Regions from separate parts of the Homo sapiens genome. Here region 2 is linked to region 1. Evidence: chromatin contacts called from ENCODE Hi-C or POLR2A ChIA-PET data. All regions are on one chromosome and are shown on one strand. The core of a region is the stretch at or near the end of the contact, and the rest is flanking DNA. Distances in the headings are between cores, read along the strand shown. Region 1 holds the start of UNG (uracil DNA glycosylase). Region 2 holds the start of ERP29 (endoplasmic reticulum protein 29).

Region 1 (5,090 bases), core at 688-3,187:
GTCTCTAAAGAAATTGTGTAAAAAGAAAAAATAAATAAGATGCTTTTGTATAGTATAGCAGTTATAGAGCAATGGGCTAGAAAGTGGGGCAGGAGGAGAAGTCCTTTTCAGGGAAAGATCCTGAGCTGAGACCTGAGGCTTTCCAGGCAAGGGGACGGTGAATGCAAGGGTGTGCAGGCCACAGGGGGACAAGCTGGGTGTGTCCAGCAATTGTGCTGGGAGCTGGACTCAGTAGTGGGGGCTTCCATCAGAGAGGAGGCAGCACTGAGACCTGGGTAGGAAGCTGGGGTTTATTCTAAGCCTTTTTGAAAACCAAAGAAGGGTTTTAACCTAAGGATTGTCTTTTTTTTCTTTTTCTTTTTTTTGTTTGTAGACAGGGTCTTGCTCTGTCACCCAGGCTGGAGTGCAGTGGCACAATCTCAGCTCACTGCAACCTCCGCCTCCCGGGTTCAAGTGATTCTCCTGCCTCAGCCTCCTGAGTAGCTGGGATTGCAAATGCATGCCACCACGCCTGGCTAATTTTTGTATTTTTAGTAGAGACGGGGTTTCACCATGTTTGCCAGGCTGGTCTCGAACTCCTGTGCTCAAGCGATACGCCCCTCCTTGGCCTCCCAAAGTGTTGGGATTACAGGCGTGAGCCACCGAGCTGGGCCAGGCCCCAGGTATTGTCATGATGTAAAAATCTCTCTCTAGAAAAGAGAACACCAGCTTCCCAGCTGGTCTTCTGTAGCTAGGAGATGCAAGAGCAGCAGTTGAATTTGAGGTTTGCTTTGGAGAAAGAACCAAAAGCAGATATGGATGGTTTGGATGTGAGGGAGGGAAAGAGAATCCTAAGTGTATTAGTAGTGGTGGGAGGAGGTTCGGTACAGTGGTGTCATTTGGAAGACAAATCGTTGGTGTTTAACCTCTATGACCCGAAAGTCTCCCACAAGCCTGATACATTAGGCAAAATGTTTGACTGCACTAAGCCTTAGTTTATCGTCATAAAATAGGCCATGAAAATTGCGTGAGAAAATGTATATAACAGTTCAACAAATAATATTGGCTGGGTGTGGTGGCTCATGCCTGTAATCCCAGCACTTTGGGAGGCCAAGGTGGGCAGATCGCCTGAGGTCAGGAGTTCGAGACCAGACTGGCCAACATGGTGAGATCCCCCATCTCTACTAAAAAAATACAAAACACACTTGGGCAAACATGGTGAAACCCCATTTCTACTAAAAATAGAAAAATTAGCCAGGCGTGGTGGCGCGCGCCTATAATCCTAGCTGAGGCACGAGAATCGCTTGAATCCGGGAGGCGGAGGTTGCAGTGGGCTGAGATCACACCACTGCATTCCAGCCTGGGCGACAGAGCAAGACTCTGTCTCAAAAACAAAATACACACACAAAATATAATAGTATTTGTTTGTTTGTTTGTTTTTGAGATGCCTCGGATTACAGTGCGGGGATTACAGACGTGAGCCATCAAGCCCGGACAATATTATTATATTGTTCATTGCACTCCCACAACACCCCTAAGGGGCAGGAACTTTTCTTCCCAGCCCCCTCCCCCCGACCCCACCGAGAGACAGGGTCTCGCTCTGTCGCCCAGGCCTGGAGTGCATTGGCGCGATCAAAGCTCACTACAGCTCAGACCCTCTGGCCTCAAGCGATCCTCCAGCCTGGGCCTCCCAAAGCGCTAGGATTACAGGCGTGGGCCACCGCGCCTGACCAGTCTTCTCTTCTTGCAGCTGAGCCTTAAGAGCCTGTCCAAAGAGCAGAGGTGGGCTGAAGGCACAAAGCGAATGAAAGAATAGGCCCCCGGGCACCGTTGCACGCCCCACCTCCTCCCAGGGGCGTTGCACTCCAGCCCCTCCCGCACATGCGCACTGGGCCTTCCACCGCCCCCCGCCCCCAGCAAAGCCCCCCGCTCGGAGCATGCGCGGGCCGCTTGGCGCCAATTGCTGACCGCCACAGCCACAGCCAGGGCTAGCCTCGCCGGTTCCCGGGTGGCGCGCGTTCGCTGCCTCCTCAGCTCCAGGATGATCGGCCAGAAGACGCTCTACTCCTTTTTCTCCCCCAGCCCCGCCAGGAAGCGACACGCCCCCAGCCCCGAGCCGGCCGTCCAGGGGACCGGCGTGGCTGGGGTGCCTGAGGAAAGCGGAGATGCGGCGGTGAGGCGCGGCTTGGGCCGGGGCTAGGGGGTGAAGGGGGAGGAAGGCGGTGGGCCCCGCCTGACGGAGGGCGTGCAGGATCGCGCCTCTGACTCGGTAAACCCGGGCTCCGCTTTCCAAATAGCCTCCACGTGTTCAAAATAGCCGCCGCTGTCCCCCATGGGCCGCCATGCTAAAGGGCCAGCCAATGGGAACGCGTCTCGGGGCCCATGGCGCCAATCCGCGCGCCGCAGGCCCTCCTGGCTCGGTGCGCTGTCCAATCAGAGGGGAGAGGGGGCGGGACCCAGAGGGAGGTTTTTTGCCGCGAAAAGACCACGTGGGGACGCGGTGGGGCGGGTCTGGCGGGGGCGGGGCACCTCTGTGCAGGGTTCCCAGTCACCGCGACGCTCCTCGGGAAGCCATAGGGCGCCTCCCAGCCCGTCTCCCCGCTCCAGTTTAGAACCTAATTCCCAATTCCCGGACCGGGCCCAGCCCTGGGCTCTTACTGTCCGCTTTTGCTGGGACCTGTTCCACAAATGGGCGTCTTCTGCCTTGGGCCGTGGGGGTTGGGCCGGAAGCTGCGGACGCCTGGGAAGGGGCCGCTGCAGCTCTTGAGCCGCCTCTGCGGGGACCACTTGCAGGCCATCCCAGCCAAGAAGGCCCCGGCTGGGCAGGAGGAGCCTGGGACGCCGCCCTCCTCGCCGCTGAGTGCCGAGCAGTTGGACCGGATCCAGAGGAACAAGGCCGCGGCCCTGCTCAGACTCGCGGCCCGCAACGTGCCCGTGGGCTTTGGAGAGAGCTGGAAGAAGCACCTCAGCGGGGAGTTCGGGAAACCGTATTTTATCAAGGTAAATATGGAAATGCACCTTCCATAAGGGTAAATGTGGAGGCTGCCGGCCCTTTTGTCTTGTTAGTGTAGCCGGCCAAGTTCATGTTTCCGTAGGCTTAGGTTGTACCCCCTTCAACCTCCTTTACTCACAAAGGGGGTAAAAGAAAGCCATGATGTTTCACTCTGCAGCTTTATATTGGTTAAAGTTGTTAACGACCCGCGAGATGATATCATGGATTCATTTAAGTCACATAGTCTATTGTCCAGGAAAGGCTGGCGTAGTAAAATCACCAACCATCCTGAATGAAACCTGGCTTGAGCTTTAAAAAGCCGAGAGGAGTGGCACTGTCAGGACCCAGCCCAGAGAAAGAGGCAAGGAATTGACCTGATTGAACCACTTAGGTGGGGGGGCAGGCACTGTTTTTGTTTGTTGTTTTTTAAAAGAATTTGGACATAACATGACAAAGAACTAATGATGTTCCAAATAACTTGCACTAGAAGCTTTCTTATTGAATTCTTATGGTTTCCAATGAGAATCTGATTTTAAGTCTAGTTTATCTTTAAATCAGCTAATGGGATTTGTTGCAGAAGAAAGAAAGCATTACACTGTTTATCCACCCCCACACCAAGTCTTCACCTGGACCCAGATGTGTGACATAAAAGATGTAAGTACAACTTGTTGATAATTTTTATTGGGGAGAAGGAGTCAAATAGTATTTTTAAATTAGGGACACTGGAGTTAAGCCACAGTCCATCATTCAGTAGTAAATAAAACACTGAAATCCCGAGGTTTGGCTGACTGTATTTCAGCCTGTATTTACTCTTTTTAATGTTTACCACGTGGTATTTATGTGGCAAAAAGGAAAACTATGTACATCCTGTGCTCTTATTTCTTGTATTTTTTTTAAATCCTGAAACTAACCTCCCGCGGTGTCAGATGTTATGGTGGTGGTGAAGTTCAAACTGACACACAAAGCAGTTAAATCTTTTGCAGCTTGTTATAGTCAACCCCACCTTGACCTGACCACACTGCCTTATAGTTAGCACTTTCAAGCTCTTGACTTCTGGCCTGAACAGTTTTGTGGTTCTGTTATCAGATCCCTTTGCTTTAGTTTGTCTTATATAACAGTTGCTGGTTGGCGGCTCTCATCCATCTTGTGTTCAGAAGTTCGTGGGGCTGGGCACGGTGGCTCATGCCTGTAATCCCAGCACTTTCGGAGGCCAAAGTGGGAGGATCATTTGAGGTCAGGAGTTCAAGACCAATGAAACCTGGTCTCTCCTAAAATACAAAAATTAGCCGGGCATGGTGGCGCACGCCTGTAATTCCAGCTACTTGGGAGGCTGAGGTGGGAGAATCGCATGAGCCCAGGAGGCGGAGGTTGCAGTGAGCTGAGATCACACCACTTCACTCCAGCGTGGGCGACAGAGCCAGACCCTGTCTCAAAACAAAAAAAAAACCGTGGCTTCTCACTGTTGAACTATGAAAGCAGAGCAACCCTCTTTAAATAGGGCCACGTCCTACCTCTCAGCCTTACCTCCACCTCCCACTCTCCCACTCCAGAGTTGGACAGTGTGGCAAACCCCTCCCCACTTCTGTCTCTTAAAAATCAAGTAGATGCCTCTGTGGCACCTCCTTGAATTGAAGTCCGTTGCCTGCCACCTCTGTGATCCAGTTTTCCTCTGAGCTGCTACGATGCATTTAGCACCTGCTGACACTGGACTTTTAGGTTTCTTACCCGTTTTCCTCCCCCGTTTTGTAAACTGGGGCAAGAATCTTGTGATTTAATGAATATCTGTGAAATGACATAGAAGTGAAATAGGTGAATAAATCATCTTGATAAGGCAGCCACACCTAATACTTAGAAAATCTCGTAAGCTTAATTTTAGAGTAAGAATTTAGAATCTAGCTCTTTGGTTTTGAAGCTAAATTAAATCCTATTAAGATCAATACTAATTTGCTTCTTGTTTGAATGCCCTATTCTGAATACCAGTAATCAGTATAAACAGGGAATATTAAAAGGAATATTTTGAGGGAATGCTCAAAAACCAGTTTCAAACCTATGAGGATCAGATGGGCCAGCAGGGCTTCTTGACAGACCAGCATTGGGAGAGTTGTTTCACAAGAGAATA
Region 2 (5,090 bases), core at 1,291-3,790, 2.9 Mb after region 1:
CCCTACTCCAGTCTGCAGGACTGGCAGCCTGGACCCCTGTCTTCAGGCCCTCCCTGACCTGAAGGTGGGGTCTTACTGGGGACTCACCCACTTCTACCCTGGAATCAATCTGCCTCCCATTGCCATTCTTGGCCCCAAGCCCGCTCTGAGATTGGAGCAGGCCCCGGGAGTAGAGAGAGTCCAGGCGGTGGGAACAGACACTCCTGAGCCTGCAGGGATTGCAGTAGGGTGTCTTGCTGGTCCCCCAAGGGTGCAGGCTGCAGAGATGCCCAGGTCCTGCACCTGGGAGGGCAGCCACAATGGCACCAGGGGCTCCTGCCTCAACTCAGAAGGGGCGGGGCTCCCACAGGCTCCATGGAGTGTGCAGCCCCAGTCACACCTCCCTGCTGCAGCTGGCTGCCATCAATAGGGCAAACTCAAAATTTTTCTTAACTTCCCCAGACACATTCACACATACACACACACAAACACACACACACTTTCTTTCAAAATTTATATCCAATCAAACTGGTTGTCCATGATTGGATCCTGTTATCACTGTTGACTATTTATACACATACATTTTGGAAACATACAATGGTTAATTATAGCAGTAAGTCCCTTACAATGCATTGTATATGTTCTCTTACATGCATTTGTTCATCAAATCTTGTGAATTCTACCCTTTAAAAGTTTGTCAATTCCATCCATACTTCTTCAGCCCTATTATGTCCTACTGCATGACCTTAACCTCTTCCAACTAGACTATTGCCATACCCCATTAATTGGCTTTAGTCCCGTCTTCTCAATTCCAATCCATTTCCTTCATTCCTGAGTAATGTTGTTTTTGTTTTGAGACAGTCTTCTCTGTTGCCCAGACTGGAGTGCAGTGGCAGCAATCAGGGCTGACTGCAGCCTCGACCCCTCAGGTCCAAGTGATCCTGCTGCCTCAGCCTCCCAAGTACCTGGGACCACAGGCATGCACTACCACACATGGCTAATTTTTCTACTTATTGTAGAGACGAGGTTTCATTACGTTGCCCAGGCTGACCTGGGTGCTGTTTCTACACACAAATCTAACCTCACTCTCCTAGTTAAAACTTCTGGTGACTCCAAACCCTTTAGCTTGGTGAGACCCTTTCGAATCCGCCCCATGGAAGCTCAGTAATAATCAATCAAAATAAAAAAGAGCGGCAGCAGCTGTTGCGCCAGTTCGCCTTTACATAGATTCATCTCAACCAGTTCCCCAACATGCCTGTGCATAATTTTCCCATTGTTAGAAATGCCCTGTTTCTCTTTGCCTCATGCACGCCCCCTCTTATTTCAAGGTCCAGCTCAAAAGTCACCTCCTGTCTACAACTTCCTCTGATGCTCCTGAGCAGGGATGGCTGAATCTCTGTCTCTTTACAATAAGAAAATACGGTCTTTTTTTTTCTTTTTGAGACTGAGTCTCGCTCTGTCACCTAGGCTGAAGTGCAATGGCGAAATCTCGGCTCACCCCAACTTCCGCCTCCTGGGTTCATGCAATTCTCCTGCCTCAGCCTCTTGAGTAGCTGGGATTACAGGCACGCACCACCACACTCGCCTGATTTTTAGTAGAAACGGGGTTTCACCATGTTGGCCAGGCTGGTCTCGAACTCCTGACCTCAGGTAATCCACCTGCCTCGGCCTCCCAAAGTGCTGGGATTACAGACGTGAGTCAACGCGCCCAGCCGGAATAATATTTTACAGCAATTACACTGCACTGTTTAGATCATTATTCCTATGCCGCCTCCTCCCCCAACAAAGTGCGTGCCTTCAGCACACAACGGTCTTGTTTCTGCTTATTCCGTAGCCCCGCAGGCAAAGCCAGAGTCTGGCACAAGCCAGGGACCGAGTGACTACCTGCGGAACAGAATGATTAGAATTGCGTCTGGGGTTCCTGGAGGGTGGGCCTTGGCTGGGCGGATCCCAGGAGCCTGGCGTCTCCCAGGGGAGGCGCTCACCTCAGATCGGGCCTAAGAGGGCCCTGCTTGCCACACTGACCGCCAAGCCTGGCCAAAAAGCTCAGGGAAGCCGCGGAGCCACTGCCCGCCTGGGTCAGGGTGGTGACGGAGCCTGACTGAGAATAACGGCTGAACTTGACTAATAGACTGACCGAGGGTTGGAGCGGGTCCCAACCAACTGCCTGACGGCCCAAAGGCAGGAAGAAACGATGGTAGGCCTTGTCATCTTCGAAGGAGAGGAAGGACAGCAAACGAATTGCTATAGCGTCCCCATGCGCACTTGGCGCTTCTCCTCAAGCGGAGCAGGAACGGAACTGGGCGGACCCGCCGGAAGACTCGGCGAGTGCGCGCGCGCAGGAGCCCATTTTCCCGCCCGCAACGTGGCCCCGCCCTTTTACCCAGGCCCTACGCGAGCTTCGCCGAGTACGCGTGCGCAGCAGCTTCCCCTCCCTCGCCCCGCCCCTCACGTGGCCCCACCCTCTCACCCTAGACAGATGGGAGCCTCCTGGGGTGTCCACGTGAGCGCGCGTGAGTCCGCCCCCCCAGTCACGTGACCGCTGACTCGGGGCGTTCTCCACTATCGCTTACCTACCTCCCTCTGCAGGAACCCGGCGATATGGCTGCCGCTGTGCCCCGCGCCGCATTTCTCTCCCCGCTGCTTCCCCTTCTCCTGGGCTTCCTGCTCCTCTCCGCTCCGCATGGCGGCAGCGGCCTGCACACCAAGGGCGCCCTTCCCCTGGATACGGTCACTTTCTACAAGGTAACCGGGGCGGGGGACGTCGCGCGCAGGTGCCGCCGGGGCGCCCGGAAGAGCGCGCGCCCGTGGGGAGACGCTGGATTCCGGGAGCTGACGGGAGGTGGTCTGTAGCAACGGTCCCAGAGCTTCCCGGCGTCCTACAGGCCTAGTGGACTCTGAGCGGAGAATGTTATGACCACCGGGCATGCACGCTTCAGGGCCCCGGCGCACCCTTGCTTTTGCAGCATTTATACTTGCATCCACCCTTGCAAAGATGCAGCCGAGGGAACTGGGTGCCCCTTCCCTTCACCTGTGGGGAGAGGGCGGTGCCTGGCGAGATCCAACCCTCGAGTCCCAAGTGGGAGAACCGGAGGGCGGTGCGAGGTCGACGCCACCGGGCTCCCGGCTGTGGAAGCTGGGAGGGGTTGGCGGGGGGAAATGCAGGCGCGTTAGCCTGCGTGTCCGCGCCCCTCTTCCCAGGGTTGGATTGCAGCCTGCTTTGCAGTGTGCAAACAATGATCAGATATCATACATCTTGAATAGTGCAAGCGTGAAGAATAAGCTTCAGTTCAGCCACCCTGTAAAGCAGGGGTCCCCAACCACCAGGCCCGTCGGTGGCCTGTTAGAAACCGGGCCGCACAGCAGGAGGTGAGCGGCAGGCGAGCTAGCACTACAGCCTGAGCTCCGCCTCCTGTTACATCAGCTGCGGCATTACATTCTCATAGGAGCACGACCTTTATTGTGAACTACGCATGTGAGGGATCCAGGTTGTGTGCTTCTTATCAGAATCTAATGCCTGATGATCTGAGGCGAAACAGGTTCATGTCGAAACCACCCAACCCCGTGGAAAAGTTGTCTTCCATGAAACCAGTTCTTGGTGCCAAAAAGGTTGGGGATAGCTGTTGTAGGAAACATCTTGGGGTTGGCAACAAAATCAGTAAAATTGGGTCAAGGCATGGAAGAATTTGCCACTACCTCCGCCTTTCCCCCCTTCCATTTTTGCAGAATTAGGGATCCTGGCCTGAGTAAATGGACGGTTGGAAATGGTGGCTGAATGCAACACCGCAGTCCCAGTCCCCTCCTCTTGCACCTGTCTTCACCCACGAGCAGCTTTTAACTTCCTCTAGGAGATGGGCAAGCTTAGTGTTGCGAGAGAGCCAGTCATTTCATTTTCAGGTTTTGTACTCATTGTGGGGAAGTGAAACCAAGAAGTAGTTGTCTCCAGTGGTTGAAGTCTCCTATTTTCAAGCGTTCCCTGTCGTGGATTTGGCACTTGCAGCTCATTCAAGGCAAAGTTTCAAGAATTTAAAAGTGTAGGCCGGGCTTAGTGGCTCACGCCTGTAATCCCAGCACTTTGGGAGGCTGAGGCGGGTAGATCACCTGAGGTCAGGAGTTTGAGACCAGCCTGACCAACAAGGTGAAACCCCGTCCCTACTAAAAATACAAAAATTAGCTGGGCGTGGTGGTGGACACCTGTAGTCCCAGCTCCTCGGGAGGCTTAGACAGGAGAATTGCTTGAACCCAGGAGGCGGAGGTTGCGGTGAGCCAAGATCACGCCACTGCACTCCAGCCTGGGCGACAGAGCAAATACTCCGTCTCAAAAAAAAAAAAAAAAGTGTGGGCTGGGTGCGGTGGCTCATGCTTGTAATCCCGGCACTTTGGGAGGCTGAGGCAGGTAGATCACCTGAGGTCAGGAGTTGGAGACCAGCCTGGCCAACATGGTGAAACCCTGTCTCTACTAAAAATACAAAAATTAGCTGGGCGTGGTGGCGGGTGCCTGTAATCCCAGCTACTCGGGAGGCTGAGGCAGGAGAATTGCTTGAACCTGGGAGGTGGAGGTTGCAGTAAGCCGTCATCATGCCATGACACTCCAGCCTGGGCAACAAGAGCAAAACTCTGTCTCAAAAAAAAAAAAAATGGTGTAGGTGTGGCTGATTGGTTGTCAGGCATGCTCAGACACACCCTACAGCACCCTATGCTTTGGGGGCCTTTACTGGCAAAATGACACCCCTACCCCACCCTGCTCCATGGGAATCAGATAATATCACAGAACAAGTGTGACCCAAAGGGAAACTTTGCGCCATAAAGCTAACAGTGTTTTCTACTATTACCACCCTAGTCTAGGTCAACATTACAATAGCCTCTTCTCTGGTCTCCCTGCTTCCACTCTTGAGTCTCCACACAGTAGCCTAAGTTCTATATGACCTGACTCCTGGCTTCCCTCTCATCTCCCAACCATTCTCCTACTGTCTTTTGAATATTCCTTGCTCTTTACTGCCTTAGGATATGTTGCACTAGTTGTTCCTTGTGACTGGAATATTCTCTGCCCAAACTTTGAAAGGCTAGTTAGTTACTTCTCATCATTCGGGCTTAGGTTAAGTGTTTCCTCC

Evidence for each region. Hi-C counts contacts between places; a loop is a spot of excess contacts on that map. ChIA-PET counts read pairs that join two places held with the same protein, here RNA polymerase II (POLR2A). Pooled maps may share reads with other maps.
Region 2: a loop to region 1 is called in a pooled map, with 16 times the contacts of the local background. The contact joins the promoter of ERP29 here to the promoter of UNG in region 1. A Hi-C loop is called at or near these places in 1 of 37 single-sample maps with no recorded cell type and 7 of 50 pooled maps. POLR2A ChIA-PET finds 5 or more read pairs at or near these places in 1 of 52 experiments (OCI-LY7).

The regions. Positions count from the first base shown.
Region 1 is chr12:109,095,660-109,100,749 of GRCh38, forward strand. UNG (uracil DNA glycosylase) reads left to right here and starts at 1,938. Exons shown (of 7, transcript NM_080911.3): 1 at 1,938-2,152; 2 at 2,773-2,979; 3 at 3,530-3,625. The coding sequence starts at 2,021. RefSeq lists a silencer at 2,117-2,506.
Region 2 is chr12:112,010,886-112,015,975 of GRCh38, forward strand. It overlaps ERP29 (endoplasmic reticulum protein 29), which reads left to right and starts at 2,541. Exons shown (of 3, transcript NM_006817.4): 1 at 2,541-2,724. The coding sequence starts at 2,581. TMEM116 (transmembrane protein 116) reads right to left here and starts at 2,280. Exons shown (of 11, transcript NM_001193531.2): 1 at 2,117-2,280. RefSeq lists enhancers at 238-751, 1,256-2,144, 2,015-2,204, 3,875-4,014 and silencers at 2,365-2,444, 2,785-2,874.